Regions from separate parts of the Homo sapiens genome. Here all the other regions are linked to region 1. Evidence: read pairs that join two places in POLR2A ChIA-PET (ENCODE). Cell type or tissue: A673. All regions are shown on one strand. Each heading gives the region's core, and the rest is flanking DNA. Links, peaks and the distances in the headings are about the cores only. Region 1 has its middle 79 kb from the start of ZPLD1. Region 2 has its middle 54 kb from the start of ZPLD1. Region 3 overlaps LOC105374016 (a long non-coding RNA gene).

Region 1 (7,875 bases), core at 1,150-6,149:
GAGAAACCAATGTACTTGACAGCTGACAATGATACAAATTTTAGATAATTTTTCAAAAGAAATATGAAAATCAGAAGATAATGGAAGGATATTTTTTAAACACTCAGAGGAAAAAAGACACTATCAATTCAAAATTCTGTGTCCAGTGAAAATATCCTTCAGAAACAATAATGGAATAAATACATTTCAATATAAATTAAATCTATTATCAGTAGGACTTTACAATAAGAAATATAAAAGGGCTGGGCGTAGTGGCTCATGCCTGTAATCCCAGCACTTTGGGAGGCCGAGGCAGGTGGATCACCTGAGGTCAGGAGTTCCAGACCAGCCTGACTAACATGGTGAAAGCCGTCTCTACTAAATACAAAAAATTAGCCAGGCGTGGTAGCGCATGGCTGTAATCCCAGGTACTCAGTAAGTAGGCTGAGGCAGGAGAATCGCTTGAATCCAGGAGGCAGAGGTTGCAGTGAGCCAAGATTGTGCAATTGCACTCCAGCCTGGGTAACAAGAGCAAAACTCCGTCTCAAAAACAAAAACAAAAAAAGTATATATATGTGACATAAATATAAATATAAATATATAAACATAAAATATACTTATATCCATATATTTCACATTTATATGTAAAATATATTTTATATTATATAAAATAAAATATTAATATATTATGGAAAATATATTTTATATAAAAATATACACGTAAAATATATTTATATATTTCACATTATAATATATATAAAATATATATATAAAAGTATATTCTCCAGAATGAAGGAAAACAATGATAGGAAAAAACGCAAATCAATAAGAAGAAAGGAATAGCACTATAAATGGTAGATAAAGAGGCAAATATAAAATACTACTTTTTTGTCATAAATTCCTTAATATACAACTGTCTTAGTCTGTTTGGACTGCCATAGCAGATTACCATAGACTTTGTGGCTTATGAGCAACAGAAATTCACTTCGTGCAGTAATGGAAGCTGTGAAGTCTAAGATCAAAGTGCCAGCAAATTCTGTGTCTGGCAACAGCCCACTTGTTAGTTCATAGAGCACCATCTTCTCTTTGTCCCCTCACATGGCAGAAGGGACAAGTGAGCTCTCTGGGAACTTTTTTTTTTTTTTTTGAGACGGAGTCTCGATCTGTCCCCCAGGCTGGAGTACAGTGGCGCGATCTCGGCTCACTGCAAGCTCCGCCTCCGGGGTTCATGCCATTCTCCTGCCTCAGTCTCCAGAGTAGCTGGGACTACAGGCGCCCACCACCACGCCCTGCAAATTTTTTCTATTTTTTTTAGTAGAGACGGGGTTTCATCGTGTTAGCCAGGATGGTCTCGATTTCCTGACCTCGTGATCCGCCCGCCTTTGCCTTCCAAAGTGCTGGGATTACAGGCGTGAGCCACCGCGTCCCGCTCTCTGGGAACTATTTTTAAGGCACTAATTCCATTAGTGGAGGCTCCGTCCTCATGACCTAATTATCACCTCCCAAAGGTCCCACCTCCAAATACCATCACACTAAGAGTTAGCATTTCAGCATATGAATTTTGGAGAGCTGCAATTACTCACACTCACCAAGAAGACTCATATGCTGGACAGTAAAATATTTCTGAATATATTTCAAGAGACTTCAGTCATCAAATATGTTCCCTGACCATTAAAATAAAATACTTAATCAAAACAATAAGATATATAGAAAACGATTCCAAATTACTTGGAACTTAAATTATACACTTCACATAACCCATAAACCAAAGCAGAAATTACAAAGGAAATTAAAGAAAACTTCAAACTGAAGGATGATGAAAAATAGCACCTATATCAGCATTTAGAAGAAAAATTATAGTTTTAAATACCTCTATTAGATAAAATGATTTAAAGTGATCTAATATTTCATATTAAGATGCTAGAAAAAAATGAAATCCATAAATGAGAGGAAAGAAACAAAGATAAGAATAGAACTCAAATAAACAAAAAGCAAACATAATAGAAAATTTTAAAAGTGAAAAGTTTGTTCTTGGCAAATAATAGTAAACTGATAAACTCACAGTGTTAAGGGAGAAAGCCACAAATGATCAATCATCAAGAATAAAAACAGATATCTTTCACTCTTATAGATATTAAATGGATAACAAGATAATATGAACAATTTTATGATAGTACATTTGATAACTTAGATTAAATAGGAAATTTAAGGAAAAAATAATACTGATTTTACCCAAATTTTTGTTTAAAAGACAGGCAGAGAAAAATCCCACATCATTTTATGAAGTCAGCATTACCTTTATGCCAAAACTTTAAGAGATATTATAAGAAAAGAAAACTTTTGTGTCATAACGAAGACACAAAAATTCTCAAAAGTAGTAGAAAATCAATTTCAGCAATATAAATATAAAGGATAATACACCATGACAAAGAATGCAAAGTTCGTTTTTACATCTTAAAAATTAATTAATATAATTTGTCATACTTACAGAATGAGGATATATCATATGATAATTTCAAAAGATCCGGAAAAAGCATTTGAATTGTATTAGTCCATTTTCACACTGCTCTAAAGTACTGCCTGATACTGGGTAATTTATAAAGTAAAGAGGTTTAATTGACTCACGGTTCAGCATGGCTGGGGAGGCCTCACGAAACTAACAATCATGGCAGAAAGCAAAGGGGAAGCAAGGCATCTTCTTCCCAAGGCAATAGGGAGAAGTGCCCAGCCAAGGGGAAAGAGGCCCTTATCAGATCTTGTGAGAACTCACTCACATCATGAGAACAGCATGGGGGAACTGCCCCCATGATTGAATTACCTCCACCTGGTCCAACCCTTGACACGTGGGGATTATGAAAATCACAATTTAAGGTGAGATTTGGGTGGGGCCACAGAGCCCAACCATATCAGACTAAATCCAAACCCGCTGATTAAAAAAAAAGTAGAAACAAACTTTCTCATCTAATAAAGAACATTTTCTAAAAGGTCATCAAGTAACATAAAACTTAATAGTGGAAGAATAACTCCTTTCTCTTCAGATTAGGAACAAAGGCAAAAGCATCATTTCATTGTATTGGAGGCCTTATCTATGTAACAAGGCAAGAAAAAATAAAGTATGCATGTTGAAAACCAAGAAGTAATAAAGTTTCTATTCACAGACAGTATGATTATCTACGAGGAAAATCCTTTTTGAACGTCTCAGAAAAAGTACTACGTTAATAAATAAATTTAGAGTTTACAATATGAAAGTCCAATATAAAACAATCAACTATATTCTACAGACCAGCAATAAATATCTGAAATTTGAAATTTAAAAACAACATCATCCAAAATACAAAATATTTAGGGGTCAATTTGATAAAAGATATTTGTAAACCCTACTGTAAAAACTTCACAACATTGCAGGGTGAAAGTAAAGATCTAAATAAAATAAAATACAACTTGTTCATGGATTAATCAGCTCAATATTATTAGGATGGCCATTCTCGCCAAACTGATCTATACATTCAACACAATCACAAACATAATCCCAACAGGCTTTTTATTTTTCAGATATTGACAAGTTGATTCTAAAATTCATCTAGAAATATAAAAACCTAGAATAGGCAAAATAATTTTGAGAAAGAACAAAATTGGATGATTTATTGGATTTTAAAGACATGATAACGAAGACTGTGGTATTAGCATAAAGGCAGGAATACAGACCAATGGAAAAGAATACAGAGTTTAAAAATAGGCTGACACATATAAATCAAGTGATTACAACAAAGGTGCCAACATAATTTAATAAAATTCAGATATTCCAATTGGGAAAAGGATATTCATTGTTTTCTAAGCAGCAACAGCTACAGATAGGAGGTAGAGGAACACCCCTCACAAACCCACAAGGGACAATATCACTGCCAAGAGGTCATGGATAATTAGGCAAAGCTGAGATTAGTACTGCAATTACCCAGTTTCCTGTCCTTGATTTAATCCACTGAATCACTCAGTCCTTGTATTTGATTTAAAGTAACGTAGTCAAGTTTCTCTAATTGACTTGAAAACAACTGAGAGCCAAATTGCAGTTATAGTGGAAAAAAATGTATATGGGATGAGCATCATAAGATGGGGAGGAAATTCTTTTTTTTTCTTTTAATCAAACAGATTTAGGTTTCACTTTTCTACCCCCTTGTTTGATGGTTGAAACTTCTTGGAAGAAAAAAATATTTCCATTAATTAGATGTAATTTGCTTCTGTTATGAGTGAAGGAGCGTTAACAGCAAATTTATTTTTGTTTCATATAATGTATAAGTGAAAATAGAATATATTTTTGTCAAATAAATTATCTCTAGTCTAAGTTATTTTTAATTGTAGAAAGCTCATTTTGGAGGAATCATTTCTTAATGAAATTTAGCTTGATTTAAGAAAAAAATTATTGCATAAATGCCTCATTTGTTCCTGCTCATTTGAATTAACAGCCAAAGTAATATTGTCTCAAAGAGATATTTTTTCAAATGTGGTTTATACAGCAATAAGTTATTGATGTTAACATTTCCAGTCATTATTACTACAAAGCTAAATATCACCAAAATCTTTTAATTTATATTTGAAACATAGGATGTGATCAAGGTTGGGAGGTCCTACATTGAACATATTATATTTTTCTCTTATCTCCTAATGAAGTCCATATAATTTAATTTCGTTGCATCATGTTCTGATAATATGTTAATTTTTTAAATGCCATTCTTCCCAACAAGCAAAAATACAAACCTAGTATATAGAGAAAAAGTCATGTTGTCACTGACTGCTTTTTAAACACAAAGGCTATTATTGGTGGCAGATGGATTTTTGTTCTGAAAAGCTTCATCTTCCTCTTCTGTTTCCCGCCAACACACAATTAAGTGGAGCTTTGGTAATCAAATATTTCAGTGAATTTGGATTGTGAAAAAGCAAATTTGGACCTTGTATCATTTAGCACTTATTGTCCATGCAAGATAAAGGTGAATGCTTTAGTCTGAACTATGCTAACCATCTATAAAGCTGTTTCATGAAACAATCGTAAATCTTCTTGATTGGGCAGGAATTCCCTGCTCTAGTTACATTATTTCACCAAATACGTAAACATAAGCCTGGAATTTTTTTATTTTTATTCTCTTCGTTGTGCAACTTAATTTTGTAAGGACCTACTTGCATTTAGTTTTCACTATTCACTTTATTTTACTTTAAAAAAAATAAATGGGGCAGCAAATCATGGAGTACAGGGAACAAAGGACAATACATAGGGAGTCCATTATATATGAAATTATTTGCATACTGTTGAAATCAAGAGAGCTTTACATTTTGCCTCTTAGCTTTCTCTGCCATTCTCATAATCACTTAAAGGGGATGAGTCATCATTAATGCAACCACTAAGAAGGGCAGTAAAGACCTCAGAGAAAAGGACTCAACTTGAGGAGTCACTGAATTCTAAGTTTCAAATAACACAAATATGCATTGGCATATTAATGGATACATCACAAGGTAGTTTTATCTCGCTACAATTAGATTATACTCCATAGAAATTTCCTAACTAGAGGGAACCTATTGCAAGAGAATGTCAGTGAAAATTATACATGTCTTTCTGAAGAAAATTCTGCCCCTGAGCTTGTTTTTAAAATGACAAACTATCAGAACCTGAAATTAATCATTTGCCATGACTGTAAAAACTGCCACATCAACATGCTAAAGCGTTCTTTGAGCCAATCCTTTCAGTTGCCTATCTTTATAAATGTCTTCCTTTCTTCTCTAATCTGTTCCTGGGTTCTTCTGGCTGGTAAAACTGGAACTGTGCCACAGTTTGTGACTGCATTGGACTTCCTGGGTACATAAGAAAATCCTCCCCACTTTCTTCCCCATTTGAAAGTTCCCTATTACGGCCAGGCGCGGTGGCTCAAGCCTGTAATCCCAGCACTTTGGGAGTCCGAGGCGGGTGGATCACCAGGTCAGGAGACCGAGACCATCCTGGCTAACACGGTGAAACCCTGTCTCTACTAAAAACATATAAAAATCAGTCGGGCTTGGTGGCGGGCTCCTGTAGTCCCAGCTACTCGGGAGGCTGAGGCAGGAGAATGGCGTCAACCCAGGAGGCGGAGCTTGCAGTGAGCCGAGATCGTGCCATTATTGCACTCCAGCCTCGGCAACAGAGCCAGACTCCGTCTCAAAAAAAAAAAAAAAAAAAAAAGAAAGAAAGAAAAAGAAAGTTTCCTATTACTAGCCTAAATATAACATTACTTAGTTATAGATTGCTTTATTGTAAAGTGTTTTCTTTCCAGAAATTAATTACCAAAGTTGCCTAATCAGCAACCTAAATATAATTTGATGCTAGTTTCACCGTTTATAGCACAATTAAGTGCCCTAGAAATTCATGAAATTCTTATGCTTCAAATGTTTTATAAATACCATCACCTAGGGACTTTACCAAAAGCATCAAAGATTCACTTTGCCTTTTATGCCAGGAGAATTGCTTCAGTGCTGCTACTTCTTGTGTCTGGCGTTGGAAAAATTTCTTAACTCATCCTGTGTTGCAATGCGGAATTAGAATTTGAGAATGGGGAGAGTTTCCCTACTGAAAGGTCCAGAATGAGAAAGAGCTTTGTCAAAGCAGGAATACATCAGCTTCAGAACATAGCAGAAAATCCCTTCAAAGATGACTTGGTCCCAAAAAATACATTTAGTGGGCTCTATCCCGTTAGATTCTACAAGAAATGTTGACTCCTTGAGGAAAACATGTATTCAGTTGATTTTTATTTGCGTTGCCTTGTGATCCAAAGATCAGAACACTGTTAAATTCTTTGTGAGCATCACAATTGTTGCTTATTCATTTTTTGTTTTATTATGATTATCTATTTCTATGCTAGTATATATCTGTCTTCTCATCCATTGACAACTTGAACAAAGCAAGGATGAATTATTTTAGATTTTCAAGAATTCTAGGTGTGTATATTGCATGCCTTTTATTGTTACCAAACCGGTTGGAAGACTCCTGGTGCCAATGTTTTCATGTTTCTGAATACTCATGAATAAATCTTATTTTATACATGTTTCCAAAGAAACTTTGAGTTTTACAGGGATTTCCTCCTCCATGCAAGTAATCATGCTAGAAAGGAAATAATTACCACTTTGTTAATTTGTTTATACATTTAAAATTGAATTGCTAATATTTTCTAAAGTCAGGGTGTATGTCTCATGTCGTGAAGAAAGCAAATCATCTTTTTCAAAATGGATGCTTTTGTTTTTGAAATGGCATTTACAAAATCTTCGGGATAGGTAAGATTGAAAAAAGTATCATATTAGCAGTGTTTATGACTAATAGACAGCTACATTGTACATATTTATGCATGAGCTGTTCTGCTCCGGAACCAGCGTGTTTCTGTGTGAATATACTGTAGCATGAGGCAGTGCTAAGCTGATGGGACTGTATGTTAATGTTCACAGATTTACTGAGGCATCATATTACTAGAGTGATTAGGTTTGGTATACATAATGCCATGGTGTCAGCAATGTTGATGTTGGCTCAGAAGCCTTTGAAATTAGCATTGCTCATGGCATTTTTTATATACCAAGATGTTACTCATAATGGCAATACTGAAGAAAATACTTCTTCTGTAGGTGTCACACAACACCCCCAACCGTCACCAAAACAGATTAAGCAGAATTTAAATTCAGCTTTTAGAAAACAAAAGGATGAAGCATTAGAAATTATGTGATCATTTACAAATGACTGTTCTAAAATTCTTATGTTTATATATTTACTGCAATTTTAGGCTGTGTTTACGTTATGAAGACATAACTCCTGTGCATGCCGTTGGGTTTTATAGAGGCTTCTTTCAGACATTTGCATTAGGAATTCAGTTTTGAAATAAAAGTCATTCCCAA
Region 2 (7,875 bases), core at 1,539-6,538, 130 kb after region 1:
TTATAATTGTAGTACCAGTTGTGGGTGAGTGCTGTCAAAATCAAAAGTCTTCACACTTACTTATTTCAGGTGAAGAGGACTCCATGACTGATGCAGGCTTTTGGAAGAGGCAGAATGGGGGTGGCAATAGCATTGACGGAGCGTTGGCATTGGACCAAGGAGGAAACAACTGGACAAATGTGGAGACTTTTAGAAAAAGGTCTATGTGGGTGCAGTCACTAATGGAGTTACTGAGTCCCGAATTCACTGAACTGAAAGAAAACAAGCATCAGCTGGTCATATGTTCTTCATTTAGTCAGCTTTTCTTTTTCTATCGTTTCTACAATAGAATAAGCTTCAGTGCAAACCTTGCAAACATCTTCTACCAAGATTCCCTTTATTTGCTAGCAGTGCCTTTTTTAAAGAAAGAGGTGCGGACAGTGCAGTGGCTCACGCCTGTAATCCTAGCACTTTGGGAGGCTGAGGCGAGCAGATTGCCTGAGCTCAGGAGTTTGAGACCAGCCTGGACAACATGGCAAAACCCCGTCTCTACTAAAAATGTAAAAAAAAAAAAAAAAAATAGCCAGGCCTGGTGGTACACGCCGGTAGTCCAAACTACTCAGGAGGCTGAGGCACAAGAATCGCTTGAAACCAGGAGGCGGAGGTTGCAGTGAGCTGAGATCGAGCCACTCACCGCACTCCAGCCTGGGTGACAGAGCGAGACTCTATCTCGGAAAAAAAAAAAAAAAAAGAGGTGGCCATATTTGTATCACAGGAATATCCATCTTCAACTTTTAAGTAAAAACTTAATGAAATCTGAGATACAGAATAAAAGTAAAAGTACTTAATACTGAATTTTAAATATGTTGGTCCAGAAAAAAAAAATCTGTCTTTTTTTTTCTCAGCTAGTGGCAATAATATAACCTAGTGTGTTTCTCTTGTCCCCTTGTCCATTAAGAACCTGATAGCTAAGTACTACAATTAGTCACAGTAAAAAAGATTAGGCATTTCTTTAGCCTAATTGTTTTATCTTCCTTTGTATTATTCTTATTTTGATAGTTCTGCTGCAATGTTATTTTTTTTCATATTCCTGTGTTTGTGGTAAGCCACCACAATGGAATACAAAGAAGCAGAAGAGAACACAACTTATTACAAGCATATAATATTCCATATACTTTATATACTTAATATTTACAACAACCCTCTGAGGTTTGTATTATTCCCATTTTACAGATGAGAAAACAAATTCAGATAGGTTTAGTGAATTTGCAAAGCAAATAAAAGTTAATTATCTGTGAATCCACAGCTGGAATTTTAACTCAAATGTTCTCAATACCAAGCCCATATCCTTTTTACTATAGCACAACACCGTTTTCCCTTCTACAGGAACTGCAGTTACTCTATGAAAGCTGGTGAAGGATGTTTTACTTGGTCGTGATTATAATATAATTACAGTACACACATACACACACACACACGCACACACACACATGCACACACCTACCCTCATTTGATGAAAAAACACAAGGCAAGAAAAACTTGAAAATATTCACATGACTAGGTTCTAAGCCCCTTCTTGACTCCTGTTACAGTGACTTTTTTTTTCACCCTGAAATCAACCAAGGAAAGTTGCACAAATAAATATCAGCTCCAAGGGACCATCCAAAGCAAGAGAGAAAGTGAGGGCTGTCCCCATTTATAACCTCTGAAACCAGAGCTGGAAGACTGGGATCCCAGGTCAGCTCAGAGGTTTCCCCAACATTCTTGTATGTGAGAAGACTGAAATCTTTTAAAATTATCTCTACACTGCAGTGGATTTACCAAAAAAGAAGAAAAAATTGAAAATTTATCTCTACTGCTATACTGCCAAAGAAAAGTGTAATCATTAAAATTTGTGAGGGAGCAATTAGAATGGGTGGACGTGTAATATTAAACTGTTAATAGATAAATCTTAAATGTTTTGAGTGGGGTAAGGTACTTATGAAATATAAATTTTCTACAAGTGGAACTTCTCCAGATTTCTGACTATTATGATCTCCTCCTAGGGACAGAAAAGAAAAGCACATTCACATAGATCCAATTATCCTTCACATTACTGGGAAGATACTGTAAGGTAGATATTGGAGCAACTTGTTAATTGTGATAATGATACAATCAAAACAAATGCTATTAAACAAAATGAAACATTATCAGCCATTGTAATTAGAGAGCACAATTTAAATAATCCATAAAATTTTTTTGAATAATAAAGCTGTTCTTATAGGATTTACAGTTTCATCTGCTCCTTTTCCCTCCTAGCTGGTAAATTCATCTAGCTATCATTTATTTATTAAAGTGCTTTAATCAAGGGAACTGCTCTATCGTCACATTTTATTACAGTTGGTCCTGAGCTGAGCACAACAGGAGGTTATAATTGTGCTATGGAGCACCCCTACAATTAGACACTAAAGTAAAATCACTCTATTGCTGATTAAATTGATTTTTATAATTAAATAGTCTTTACTTAAAATAGTAAAACTGACACAAAAATATGTTCTGCCTTGTTCAGCATTAGCAGGTCCCTATTTGCATCCTGAGTTTTTCATCCAGTTATGCTTAAACATGTCTTTAGAATTTGTTATTTGCTTTGCCTATATCCAAAGCAATTATATATTTTAAGGTACTCTATAAGGCTCAATTAATCTTTTTTTTTTTTTGAGACATAGTTTCACTCTTGTCATCCAGGCTGGAGTGCAATGGCTTATTCTTGGCTCACTGCAAGATCTGCCTCCCGGGTTCAAATAATTCTCCTGATTCAGCCTCCTGAGTAGCTGGGATTACAGGCGTGTGCCGCCACACTCGGCTGATTTTCTTTTTTTTTTTTTTTTTTTTTTTTGTATTTTTAGTAGAGATGGGGTTTCACCATGTTGGCCAGGCTAGTCTCTAACTCCTGACCTCAGGTGATCCGCCCTCCTCGGCCTCCCAAAGTGCTGAGATTACAGGCATGAGCCACTGCACCTGGCCTCAATTAATCATTTTTGTTGACTCCTCTGGAAAGTGGATCGAGACTGTCACTTCATTTGCAAGTGGAGAAGAGGGCACAGTAAGCATAAGTGAATTATCAAGGTCAAATCCCAAGAATAATTATAAGTACTGTCTTAAAGTTTTAACATATTCATCTTAACATTTGTCTTTAAATTTTAAGTGGTATCAAAGTGTTTAAAAGTAAGAACTGTGTAAAATGAAGCCATTTCATTATTCTTTTAATGAACGTGGTTAGCATGATGTCTCAGAACCAAGAAGTTGAAGATGGCCAAAATGTATAAACATTTAACAAGTTATAGGATTAATAATCAAATCAAGTTTTATGATTAATTAGTTTAGGATTGAGTTATAGGATTAATAATCAACCAAATACCGAGATCAGAACTAAAATACAGTTTGTACCACATGGCCATGGTTTGGTTGAGGAGTCACAGACTAGCATGACTTTCATATGTACTACTCATTAAGTAGCTTTGCAACTCACCCTATGAGCATATTTCATGTAACTCACATAGTTCCATCAGTGTTGTCAGCTTTGACAACATACAAGAGATTATTTTTTGAAATTATTCTCACTGCAAGAAATAATTTAAAAAATAGTATACAGTAAAGAACCTTACAGAAGCAGTGAAAATTATGACTCATCCAGCTAGATATGGATTCCACATTTCAATGTGCCCCTAATTACACACCTTAGAGGAGTCTGGTTGATGATATCCCATAAGGAAAATACCCTCTTAATTGATTCATTACCCAACCAACCCCAATCCGCTGTTGGCAATGACAGCCACAGAAGGCTGTGTGAGTTATTGACAAGGATTATTAAATTACTCTAATCCAGATACTTTTCAGTTCTTTACAGTAAATTAAAATAAGCTCACACGAGTTGACAAGAACAAGACAAATAAAAAAAAGAATGAAGGTCACATAAGAAAAAGCAACTAAAAGTTTTTACATCATTCATTCATCTCACAAATATTTATAGAGTGTGTGTTTTGTACTAGAGGTAGACTAGGTGTCTCAGATACCATGGAGAGAGTAAACAGGCATGACCTTTGTGCTGGTTAGCATTATCATTTGAATGAGAGAGAAATATTTTTTAATTCTACTTATCTGCTTTTGAAAGTAACACTAGAGAACAAAATAAAATGAAGGCAAACTTCACTCCTCTTCTTTCCCCTTTCTTGCTAGTCATCAGACGCTGAGGCTCTGAATCTAGTTAGTGTGAGCTTGAACTCATTATTTAATTTCCGTGTGCCCGTGTCTTCGTTAGTAAAATGAGGGAAATAATGGTACCCATGTTAAAAAATTATTGCAAAGATTAAATGAGTTAATCAATGTAAAATGCAATGTAGAACCATGTAGGGCCTACAATAGGAAAACAAACGTTAGCATTTGCTATTATAATAAAATTTTTGTTACAATTTATCTGACTTGTAGCCTTAAGTGGTTAAAGTAAAAATCTTCATAGGTAGTGACAATGTTGATGTTACAAAGCCATGGTAAGTAAAGAGCTAGCTTATTAATGGAAACCACTATATCAAGGGTCAGGTTGTTTTGTCCAGGATTAGGCATGTCTGCTCCAGATTACTGGTGGTACAGAACAGCCAAGGTTCAGATTGAGGACATTTGTCCAGGGCGTTGAGAAGTCCTTTCAGGGAGAAGAAGTAACTCATCAGTAAAAGATCAAAGCTATGAATCCAGGATGAGGATGGCAAGGTGAGGCTGAGCATTGAAAATGTCACTCAAATTGATGTTCAGCCTAGTCCTTGTGCTCTTGCTCCAGGCCTAGAATGGGGCATTACCAAAGAAAGAATGCAAAGTAAGTTTTCTTCCTCCCAACAGAATCTCCTTAAGAAGTTTAAGGTGTCAGCAATGGCAATGTCAGCAATCCCTGTGAGACTTGAGCGAGCACTAGGGACAGTAGCCAGGCACTCCACAGACTTGACTGGTCCAGCTGCCACTTTTGCTTCTAGCACGCATAGAAGCTTTCCCACAAGAAGCCAGAGCTGGACAGGACACCAATAACAGGTACCACAGGATGATCAAGAGCACTAATTTACAAAGGCTATATGAAACATCCTTGTTAGGAAATTGAATACATTTGGGTGAAGAAAGTGAGAATTTTTAGATTTTTGGCAAAATGGGCATTAGCTTATCCAGAGAAATACTGGTTGTGTGTCTTACTTTGACACTGTTGTTAACTCTCAATTTGTGCTTTTTAGGGTATTCTAGTTCTGCTACTCTAAAAAGCACTTTAGAATTTTTTAATGGGTAAACATTTTTTAGATGTGTTGTTAAAGTGTTTAATCCTACCTGTAGTTTGGAAGCAGCAATATTTTTCTTATTTTCAACAGAGAATAAACCTGACTTCCTTTCCTGGGAAGTAAAAAGTGCTCAGTATCATTTTAATAAAAGATTAGGTTTACTCTCATGAGCAATCATTGCATCCTGCAATGATTTTTGGCACACTGATACTACTTTTAATTTGAGTTGAAGTTTACTAACTATAAGCACAAAAGATGTTGTTGCTTTCTAACACATAGCTCCAGGGTAATATGAATTAATTCAGGAAACAGATTTCATCCCTGAGCAAAACATCACTAGTTCTAGATTAGGGAAAGTTTGAAAGTTCGTATCAGACAGCCTCAGCTCAATGTCTAACTTTTGGTTTCCTGCTACACTGAATAATTTTTAGGTAAGTGAGTTTTTAGCAAACATACTGAAAAATGGTTCTCAGTGAGTGCTGTTCTTCAAAAATGAATTCATATATCTGAGAACTAACAACTCATTCCAATGAAGGTTGCTGTTACTCAAAACTTGATTAGAATTCATTCTGGAAATTTTTTTCAGAGCTACTTTACAAACTGTACAAAACACCAGATCTATCAGTATAAATTATATGGTCCCATCTATCCTGATCCTCAATTTAATATCAGGTTTGGTTCAGAATTCCTTCTGTCCTCTTCCAAAGCATCAAACCCAACAAAATGAAAATAACCTCTGCTGAAGTTTTTCAGGAGGAAATTCTCTAAAGGTTATATCTCATGAGAGTTGTAACAGCATCTTGAGCAATAATAGGGTAGTTACAATATGTTTATAATCTCCTCAAAAGCTGTAAGAGGAAAGATTTTTATTTGTATACAATTAAAAATGTGCATTGTGGAATACATGTAATTTGCATACTTCCACCCAAAACATGAGTTTCAGCAAGGCTGAAGCAAAAAATTGTATTTTGGAGTTGGTCATTTTGAAAATTGAGTAGCAAGCAATTACCTAATACCAGTTCTTCATAAATTATTTTCTATGATTAAGTTTTATTTTGGGGTATTTTCTGATTTTTTTTTAAACAGGTTAAATCAGTGCCATTCCACTACATCTAAGCTCATCTCTGCATTCCCCCAGGACTTCAGGTTTGCTATGCTGTATTTTACTAGTGTATGGTGTATACATGGTGGTCTGTGTATGGATGAAATTGTTGTTATTTCCTGGATAGCTCGATTTAGTTTTATGTTTGAAAGTTTTTGTTTACTTTCAAAAACCTTGACACAAATCGACCTAAGTAGGTTAAAAAGCTGACTGTGGAAGTTATATTTTCTCAATATCTTAGATCAACAACTGAATCACTCTTAAAGGTAAAATGATTTCCTCAACTCCTGGAACACAATATATGTACTGACCTGTGTCAGTCAGGAAATTCAGAATGCCAGATTTCTGATGAAAGGCACGTTTTCTTAGAAAGGGGCCCGCCCATTCCTATATAATGGGGGCAGGGAATAATAGCATGAGCATCTGGTACAGTCTGTAGATCAGTTTTTTTGGCCCAGAGATCTGATGCATAATAGCATTATCGCAAATCCCAGACTCACCACCATTTGCCCATGAATGTTAGTGGATTCTGGCTGCACAAACAAAAACAAAAGCAGAGGATGGCCATGTCAGGACCTGTCGACTATTGACATACAGAAGATGTATGAATGCAGCCTCTTGATGATCAAGACGGAAGGAAGCAAGCATTGGAAGACTACCAAAAGTAAACAGTTTTCCTTGTCCCTGCAGGCATACGTGCAAAATAAATCATTCCTGAGATGGTGATTAATGTTTTATACTTTCTACTTCTCCTTCCAATTAAATTAAATTAAGGTACATCTAGTTACTTATGAGACTGAGTTCTTATGGCCTTCTCGAAGGCTAGTTTACTATTAATGAATGTGGTTTGCTGTTGTGCTTTTCACATCCCTTTAATGGCCTTGATAATGGTGAAGACATTCAATGTTATTGTGTTTCCTCCATTTAGTGGGTTTTATCTTAGACTCCCCTGGGTTGGGGTGAATTGTGATTTAGCAAATAGACCCATTTTTTGTGCTCCCCGCTGGGTTTTCTTCCAATGTCTGGTAGGTGCATAATTGCTGCTGCTTTTGACACAGCAGCCCCATGTGAACTGTAATGTTTGTGGGCTGATGCTTTGATCTGGAGTGAAATTTTATGAGATTTAGTGCTGTGTTATTGGATATTCTTCCTCATACCTTTATGTAGCTTCATATGCTGTCATTTTACCTATTTGATACTCGTATTGATTGATAAATCACTTCCATTGAATACTTAACCAGGATTGGATCCTGTTTGCATATTTCTAACATGAACTGGTGTTGTGTAGGTGTCCTAAATGTTAATGAGCTATCAGCAACACTTCCTTCTTGGCTCTGTGTTTAGAATGTTCAAGGTCCACATGATGTGAAAATCGTAGGAGTCAATGTCCAGCACCCCTGAAAAGATCTGGGGGATCCGTTCAAGATCTTCAATCTCTCTAAGTTTCAATTTCCTCACCTGCAAAATATTTTATTAATGGCTTATTTTATTAATTTTATTAAT
Region 3 (7,875 bases), core at 1,086-6,085, 92 kb before region 1:
ATCAAGCTCAACTTTAAATACAACAAGGACAGGTGGGGATCAGTTGGTGAAAAATTAGTATGAGGTAATATAAGGCTAGGGAGATTCCAGCTCAAGGTAGGCCAGGGTGATATTGAGAGTGAGGGATAAGAAATTTGATCAGATATTGAGGCTGGGAGATTTTTTCATTGAACTGATTCAACAGGATTCATGCAAAAACTGGACTAAACACACCAAAGACAAAGACCAAGTATAGAGCCTAATCAGAAAGAGAACTTGGAGAAGACTGACTCCAGTTTAGTCAAGGATTCTTTGTCAGTCTAAAAATATTAGCAGGCAAAAATCTGACTGTAGGAAAATAAAAGAAATAAGGTGGACCCCAGCCATCGTAATAACTCTAAAATCCCTGAAGCTCAGGCAATCCTATTTTAAGCATATTTGACAAAGAACAGAAGGGGCTTTGTGATTCCTAATTAAGATCACAGCCTACCACAAAAGCTGGTTCTTCAGGAGAAGTGTGAATTGATTTTGCATGAACAAGAGCTAGTTTAAATTGACATAGGAAACCACTTCTGCAGACCCGCTGACTTCTTAATCAGAAGCACCTCCATCATCATGGCCACACTGCCTTGTTAGACAATTGAGGTCATTTGTTGTGGTTGCAGGTGTCACTTGCATTATTCTTATCTTCTAGTTTCACACTGATCTGATCTCTTCACAACATTAAAAAGACCTGAAACCCCATCTCTACTAAAAATACAAAATTAGTCAGGCATGGTGGTGCATGCCTCTAATTCCAGCTACTTGGGAGGCTGAGGCAGGAGAATCGCTTGAACCTGGGAGGCTGAGGTTGCGGTGAGCCGAGATCATGCCATTGCACTCCAGGCTGGTGACAGAGCGAGACTCAGTCTCAAACAAAACAAAACAAAACAAAACAAAACAAAAAGACCTGATTCACCTTAACAGATTTCTTCACTCCTTCCTGCTAAAATAAAGGCCTTTTGTGTTCTTCAAAAGTCTAAGGGAACTGGAGATGAAACAGTACCTGGGGAATTTAGAGAAGGAAAGTGGAGGCTCCCCGCAAAGGAACACAATTCTTAGGGTGGAGAAGAGATGCAATTGAGGTTATTTTATTCATTCAGACTTTGCTGCACATTGTCTCTTTAATGACAAAAGTTTTTAGATGACATATTTATAAATAATTTTCAAAATAATGTTGTTAAATTTAGCCTTTGACTCTATCCTATGTATTTTCCAGAGCTGATAAATAAAAGTTTCTGCAAAGTCAGAATTTATTCTTTTATGCCTCTGTCAATAATGGATTAGTCAAAACAAAAGGATTCTACGTGTGTGTGTATAGTGATTACATCATGCTGTTCCACCTCACTGCTAAAGATTATCATGCCTCTGGAAATATTTTGATTCTGAAAAGATATGGCCTGACTTCCTTAGTGCCAGAGAAAAAAAGTCCTGCTATTTTCCACTGTTTTCCTTGCTAAACCTCTCATTCTGTTCCTTCAAACTCATGTCCCAAGTGACTGAATCAAACATCAACGCTATAGTCTTAAATACCCCTAAGCAACTCCCTGAAGTGCTTGGAGGACTACTCAGACAAGGTACTGATGGAAGATTTGATTGATGATTCATGGGTGCTGTAGACAAAAGTGAAGTGGTGGCACGAAGCTAGAAAAGGAACTGCTGCTAAGACTGAGTATTCTCCCAGAAACTGTTCCCTAACACACCTGGATTACCTTTTCAAAGACATACACATACTCATACACACACAGAGACACTCTGCTTTTTAGTGAATGACAAAATGATTTTGTTGTATATAACTTTTTTTTAACCAATTAAAGAGAAAACAATTACATTAACTTCAAATCTATGGCCACGGTAATTTTTTTTTCTCCTCCATTTGGCTAAATGTTTGATAATTCCAATATCATTTCACTCGTGGATAGATCACGCTTCTGAATATGAATACTGGGCTCAGGTACACTCCTCACATTTTGTGAATCCTTCACCTAATTAATAGGAGGTGAGTCTCTTAACCTGCTGCCCAGGTCCCATGGCAGATTATTAGCACTATTGCTTTGATTGATCTTTTTAAGTGCTCCTCTTGGGAAAGATATTTGAAAGTCACATTTAAATAAGGATTCAACAATTACTGAACATTAATTCTCTTCTAGTCTCAAATGCTATTTCTGGCAAAGGTTATGGAGACAATTTTAATGGGAGAAATACACCATTATTTAGTTACTCCTGATTCCCAATACACGGCAAATGGTTTGTGCTAATTTTTTTTACTGATCTTCTCTAATAATATGGATTTTCATTCACATTTGAATTGTAGAGAATAAAGCAAAAGAGAAAAGAACTAGAACTCACGGAAGCTTATTGTATCTCTTCATTCCAAATACAGCCCTCAGTGACACGGCATCTCATTCAAAGCATTTAAATGATGCAATTTAATTTGTATCCAACAAAATTCTTCCTTTACTCTCTCATCTGTCTTGTTCTCAATTAATAGAATATAGCAAAATCAAAAGGCTTTTTCCATTTAGAATCATAAAGCTGAAAAGAACCAAATCTCATTCACTAAGAAAAAGAGACAGACTCAAACAGTGTAAATAATTTTCCCAAAGACACAAAATTTCATAGCAGCAAAACCATGACTTGAGACCAGGTCTCTGGACATCCAGTCTTCTCACCTCTGCATAATGCTGCTTAAATATAACTTGTGAATTCGCTATTTTTGAAAGTCAAGCATATATCTTTTCCTACCCTGCCTTCAGACAAAAATTTAAAATGGAGAAAATTCAGATTCCAAAAGAAGTAATTATGTAATTGCGATGCATTTGAAATTTCTAATCTATATAGTAAAACTGCTTATGGAAGGAAAATAAAGGGGAACCATGAAATCAAAAAGGGAATGAGTTTGAAACTCTCTTAAATTTTACAAAACTTTTAAATGAAGATATATATTTTAGAAAAACAACCAAAATGCAAGCTAATGGCTGAGAGAGACATTAAAAATACAAAGCAATGCTAAATGCAACTTCACAAAATTTTTCTACTGTCAGGAAGGTAAGAAACCAATAAAGAAAAAAATGAGAATATTGGTGGATGAAACAGGAAATGAAGAAGCTCCGGATGGCAAATAGCTCATCTAGTAAGAAGGCAAAGAGGAATATAATTCACATATTAAATGAACACAAAGTATCTATCATCAAACATTGATTTTGCATTTAACCATCAAAGGGGACTTCGGTCAAAAAGTAGAGATAGTTAAAGTAAACCAAAGGTGCCAGGCCACAGAAGTGAAGAAAAATGATTACAGAATGTTATTTAAGGGAAAATGAGAAAACAGTTGAAGTATGGCTAAACAACAGGCTGTTTTATCCATTTGTATGCACATGTAAATCATATTATCTTCATAGAAAGTTTACACATGTCCAGAAAAACCTCTGCTTTCTCCCTTGAGCAAGCAAATAGTCCTGTTTAAATAGCAGCATGCTTGTGGAGGTTATAGGTGGCATTAATGACATCAGGGCACAGATAGGTCTTCTAAACCACTCATCCTCTTTGGAAAAGGGCTTTGTGATATGAGAAGCCATGGATCATCTATTTACTTCCAGTCCTCAGTGAGAAGAAAACTAGCCTGCCCATCACTGAACTGGCATGCCAGCTCTTGGAGTTTCTAACACACATAGCTAAGTAGTAAGAGACAGGAACTTCCTCAGGTAAGCCCCAGTGCCTGCCATTTCAAATGCATAACATCTCCCTTAGGCTCAAAATTAGTATTAGTACTAACATTATTTATAATGTTTTCTAAAATGTATCTTTCACAACATTTTATAATTATATACGATGCTTAAATTTAAAAATTCTACCTTTGTGCCAAAAATGCATACATCTTTTTCATATACATCTAATGAATAAGACAGAAATTCACATGATAGCTTTTTCAATGGCCATCAGTAGATATCACTACAGAAAGGCACACATAACCATGGTTAAATGAAAGAAGCCAAATTTAAAGTTTTCCAGAGGCATCAGTACTAATTTCTAGGACAAATGTCAATCACATTTGAAGTTAATCAGCAAGTACCCAGCTGGTTAACAGTGGGCAATTCAAGTTTTATTTGGACTACATACCCACCTTGTGGGGAAGACAGTTAAAAGGATACTTGTTCAAAGACAAAAGCTGCCTGTTGTGGTAGAAGAAAAGGTAGGATCTACTCTAATGCTCTAGCCATATGCTGCAGAAAAAAGTTATTTTTTTGTGGCCAATATGCTGTGACTAGTTTACTCTACGTCCCCACCTTGTGATCCCTAGTGGATAGGGGTATGAGGGGTTTCCTGGAGAAGTGGGGAAGATGATTCAGCCTCCAAATATCAGCTCTAGGACAACGAGTGTATGAAGGACAGAAAGAAATGAAGTTACTCTGGAAGCTACTATTGGATGGGAGGCAGGTGGGATATCCCTGAGAGGAAGAAAATCTTACTGAGGAGGAGAGCATTCAGGTTCCTTGACCTTGATCCTGGATCCCAGATATTGTTATTGAGAAAGCAGACTTCAGCACAGTGGTTTTGTTCATCATTGACTGCATAACATAACCTTATTCAAATAGGCATGAGGCATTTATTTCTTTTATAACACTTTCATTCTCTTTTCCTCTGATGGGTTTTCATATGAAAATGTAAAGAAAAGTTATATCTTGTGTGTTTGGGGTACATAATCTTTGGTACACTCATGAGACTATACCACGCTTATGCATGTCATTGGTCATGCACATTGAGTCAGTAAGGTGTAACACTCAGGTGGTATTGTTGAAAGTCCACTCTGCAGGTTGGAGTTGGGTAGGGCTAGAGGTTAGGGGAAAGGGGGAAACACAAAGAACAAAGCAATCCTTTAGGAAGCATAATGAAGAAGCAGTAACTTCTGTGAGTAGAGTATTCTCACTTCTTCAGGAGAGCAGCTTCCACTTCTGGAGATGCAGAAGATTTAGAACTTTCAAATCAAGCAGAGCAGCACTTAAGCAGCAACTGCTGCATGAGTCAGTAGGGTGGAAAACAGGATGGGTGAGATGGCAGGCAAACACAGAAGTCCAGCAGAAATGGTGTGTAAGAAACCAGTAACCACACCTGCTAAGGTCAGGGAGTTGGTATTTGAAGTCCCAGTGACTGTATTTGTTGAGGACAAGAAATCAATCCAAAGGTAGAGAAAGAGCTAAACATTCCCTCCTCTGTGTTCTCAAAACATGAATTACAATGATTAATAAACAGCAAGCATCCATCTACGTAACTCCCTCACTAAATTGTGAGCTTCTGTATGGGTTGGGACCATGTCTTACTCACCTGTCTGTCCCCAACACCTCAAGTAGTACTTGGCATAGAGTAGAGGCTCAAAAATGACTAATGAAAGAGAAAGTATAAAGACCTTTGGAAGAAGCAAGCTGAATAGCAGAAATGATACAGTGGTGGTAGTTAGAAGACTGCCTGTTATAATTCTGCCTCTGCCTATAAACCAGCTGTGAGACCTTGGAAAGCCCTTTAATATTTCTGAGATTCAATTTCTTTATTGGTAAAATAAAGATATTCTTCAAGATTGCTCTAAAATTCTATTACTGTGAAAATAAAATCAAGATGTTTTTGGAAGTTTGCTTATATTAGCTAAGTTCCAGCTTTTACTAGATGTAGCACCTCAAAAAATAGTGTATGTTAAAACACCTAAAGTGTTGAGATTTTAGCTCATCCTAGTAATGTACTAAACACTTAAAATTAACTGAATTATTACCTCAATGATAAAGTCACTAAGTTGTGAGAAATACATTTTTAATTTCTCCAATGTGAAAATATATTGTTCTTACCACTCCTATGACAAAGCTGTGAAGTTATTATTACTTTGCAATAGTTTAATTTCTGATAATGCCCCTGGAAGAGAATAAGCAGCTATGTCTTAAGTTGATGAGCTCTGTTAATCTTCTAGGTGATGCCTTTTTTACAGAAAGTAAAAATTGCAATTATCCTGGATGGCTTCATTCTTCCAAGGATGAGGGAGTTTTGTAAAGATTAGGAACATTTAAAATAAATTGTGTAAGATCATATTTATTTGTTTAATTATCTATGTAAGCCATAGCATAATGAAAATATTGTAATTGTGCCACTTTTCAAAGAAACACTAAGGAGAAAATTGTAAACATCGCGGATGGGGAATTATGCACACAAAGACTAATAGCCACAATAATGTTATTCAGAACTGTGCTGGTAATTTGCCCCTTAGGGGGTAAATTTAGAAAAAATATGTATAAGGTTTAACCACATGACTATCATTTAATGGGTGTTGTACTGCAAAAGCCACACACACCACATTGAACATTCAATAATAGTTTTTATTTTTTAGTTATTCTCCTGGTGGCTCCTCTAGTATCTCTAACTGCCGTGTTCTCAAACACAGCATTCTTTATATGGCGACTGCCCAACAAGTAAAATGAACTGGTGCTTACAACATATGATTAGCAATTAGAAATATTTTTTTCTTTCCACATTTAATTACCAAGGGCTTATTCAAGAAAAGGAACAAAAATAAAATGAGTACATGGTGTTTTTCTCTCTTGAGACCTAGGAATCTCAGCTGGTGGAATCTCTTTATTAAGCATTTCACTTCAGGATTATTTGTCAAAATATGTTATAGGAAATGGCTTGCTTTTTATGGATAAAAGAGAAACCTATGTTTTGTTTGGGAACTATGCTGATTATTCTCCATTTGCCAGTTCTTATCCATTGTTTTCTATTCTTTTCCTACTCTTTGCCCCAAGAGACTGACCCTATGCATTGCATCTCTCAGACTTATTTGTTAGTCGGCTTCCAGTTAAGTAGGCCTGTGAGAAGGGACCAGCAAGTGATCAAGGGCCTAGGCATCACCTCTCTGTTAGTAGCTGTACATCTCCAGGACTGCTGCTCCTGCTGATGGTAGACCAGCTCTCATTGGGCTTCAACAATTGTCTTTACATTCCTTATTCTTTCTAACTCAGAGAAGTTAACTGAATCTTACTTTTGTGAGTTTCTGGGTCCTCATCATCCCTATTTATTCCTCTGACTTGTCCATACCTTTGAAATGGAACTTTAATAGAAATCTTTTTATTGAAACCATTAGGAGTGAATTCGGTCTTCTTCTAAGACACTGGCAATAAATCTTAATGGCATATGCACTTAATGATAGTTAATGATACATACTTTTTACATGTCGAGTTGTTGCTTGATTATAAGTCAACTATTGCTATTCCAGTTATCTGTGCACTGTTTCGTTATGTGACAAAGTACTGTAATGGATACTCCTACCCAAATAAGTAAATTACTGGATTAATTGGAGGTACAAGGTCCTTGCCCCTTGCCTCAATTTGGCACAACTCTGAAGGGCCACATCAACTCCAGAGCTCACCGTAAGATTAGCTGATGCATCATTAGTTTCTTCACTATGGGTCAGCTTCTCCCTCTGCCCAATCTTGCAAATGTATCACCTAAGAAAAGCCCTCAGTAAATCTCCTGATTGCAAGTCCCAGTCTCTGAAACTGTTTCCAGGGAAACTAACCTAAGTCATACAGTGACTGGGGTCAGCCTAGACCTAAGCTAGTAGAGGAATATAGCTAAAGCTCAAAACTCAGCAAACACACCATGACTATTAGAATCAAATTTTCTTACAGTCTCTCATCATAAAAATTCTGCAAGCACCAGTGCAGTTCTCACTGAGAAGAGAAAAGATACTTTCTCTCTTAGGGTGTTATAGCTCTTTTTTTAGGCATGCCCAAAGAATGACTTTAGCTTCTAACACACCATGTTGTGTTCCATCAGGGCCTTGACAGGTTAACATTTGAGTTGCGTCAACTAATTTGG

Evidence for each region. ChIA-PET counts read pairs that join two places held together with the same protein. Peaks named below come from ENCODE experiments on the same cell type or tissue, not always from the same donor. Only the 100,000 strongest peaks of a DNase experiment are listed, where the experiment ranks them.
Region 2: POLR2A ChIA-PET joins it to region 1 with 8 read pairs; 3 of 35 experiments call an interaction of 5 or more read pairs at or near these places.
Region 3: POLR2A ChIA-PET joins it to region 1 with 5 read pairs; 2 of 35 experiments call an interaction of 5 or more read pairs at or near these places.

Annotation. Positions count from the first base shown.
Region 1 is chr3:102,510,465-102,518,339 of GRCh38, reverse strand. No RefSeq gene overlaps it. Among named protein-coding and RNA genes, the nearest start is that of ZPLD1, 79 kb to the right of the region's middle. In A673, for the core only: no CTCF peak of the experiment used is centred there; DNase peaks (open chromatin) are centred at 3,899, 5,339 and 5,779; H3K4me3 peaks cover 2,138 bases; H3K27ac peaks cover 1,760 bases.
Region 2 is chr3:102,377,503-102,385,377 of GRCh38, reverse strand. It overlaps a transcript of ZPLD1 not described here. Among named protein-coding and RNA genes, the nearest start is that of ZPLD1, 54 kb to the left of the region's middle. In A673, for the core only: no CTCF peak of the experiment used is centred there; no DNase peak of the experiment used is centred there.
Region 3 is chr3:102,602,563-102,610,437 of GRCh38, reverse strand. The region is part of intron 9 of LOC105374016 (a long non-coding RNA gene); the gene reads left to right. Among named protein-coding and RNA genes, the nearest start is that of ZPLD1, 170 kb to the right of the region's middle. In A673, for the core only: no CTCF peak of the experiment used is centred there; no DNase peak of the experiment used is centred there; H3K27me3 peaks cover 438 bases.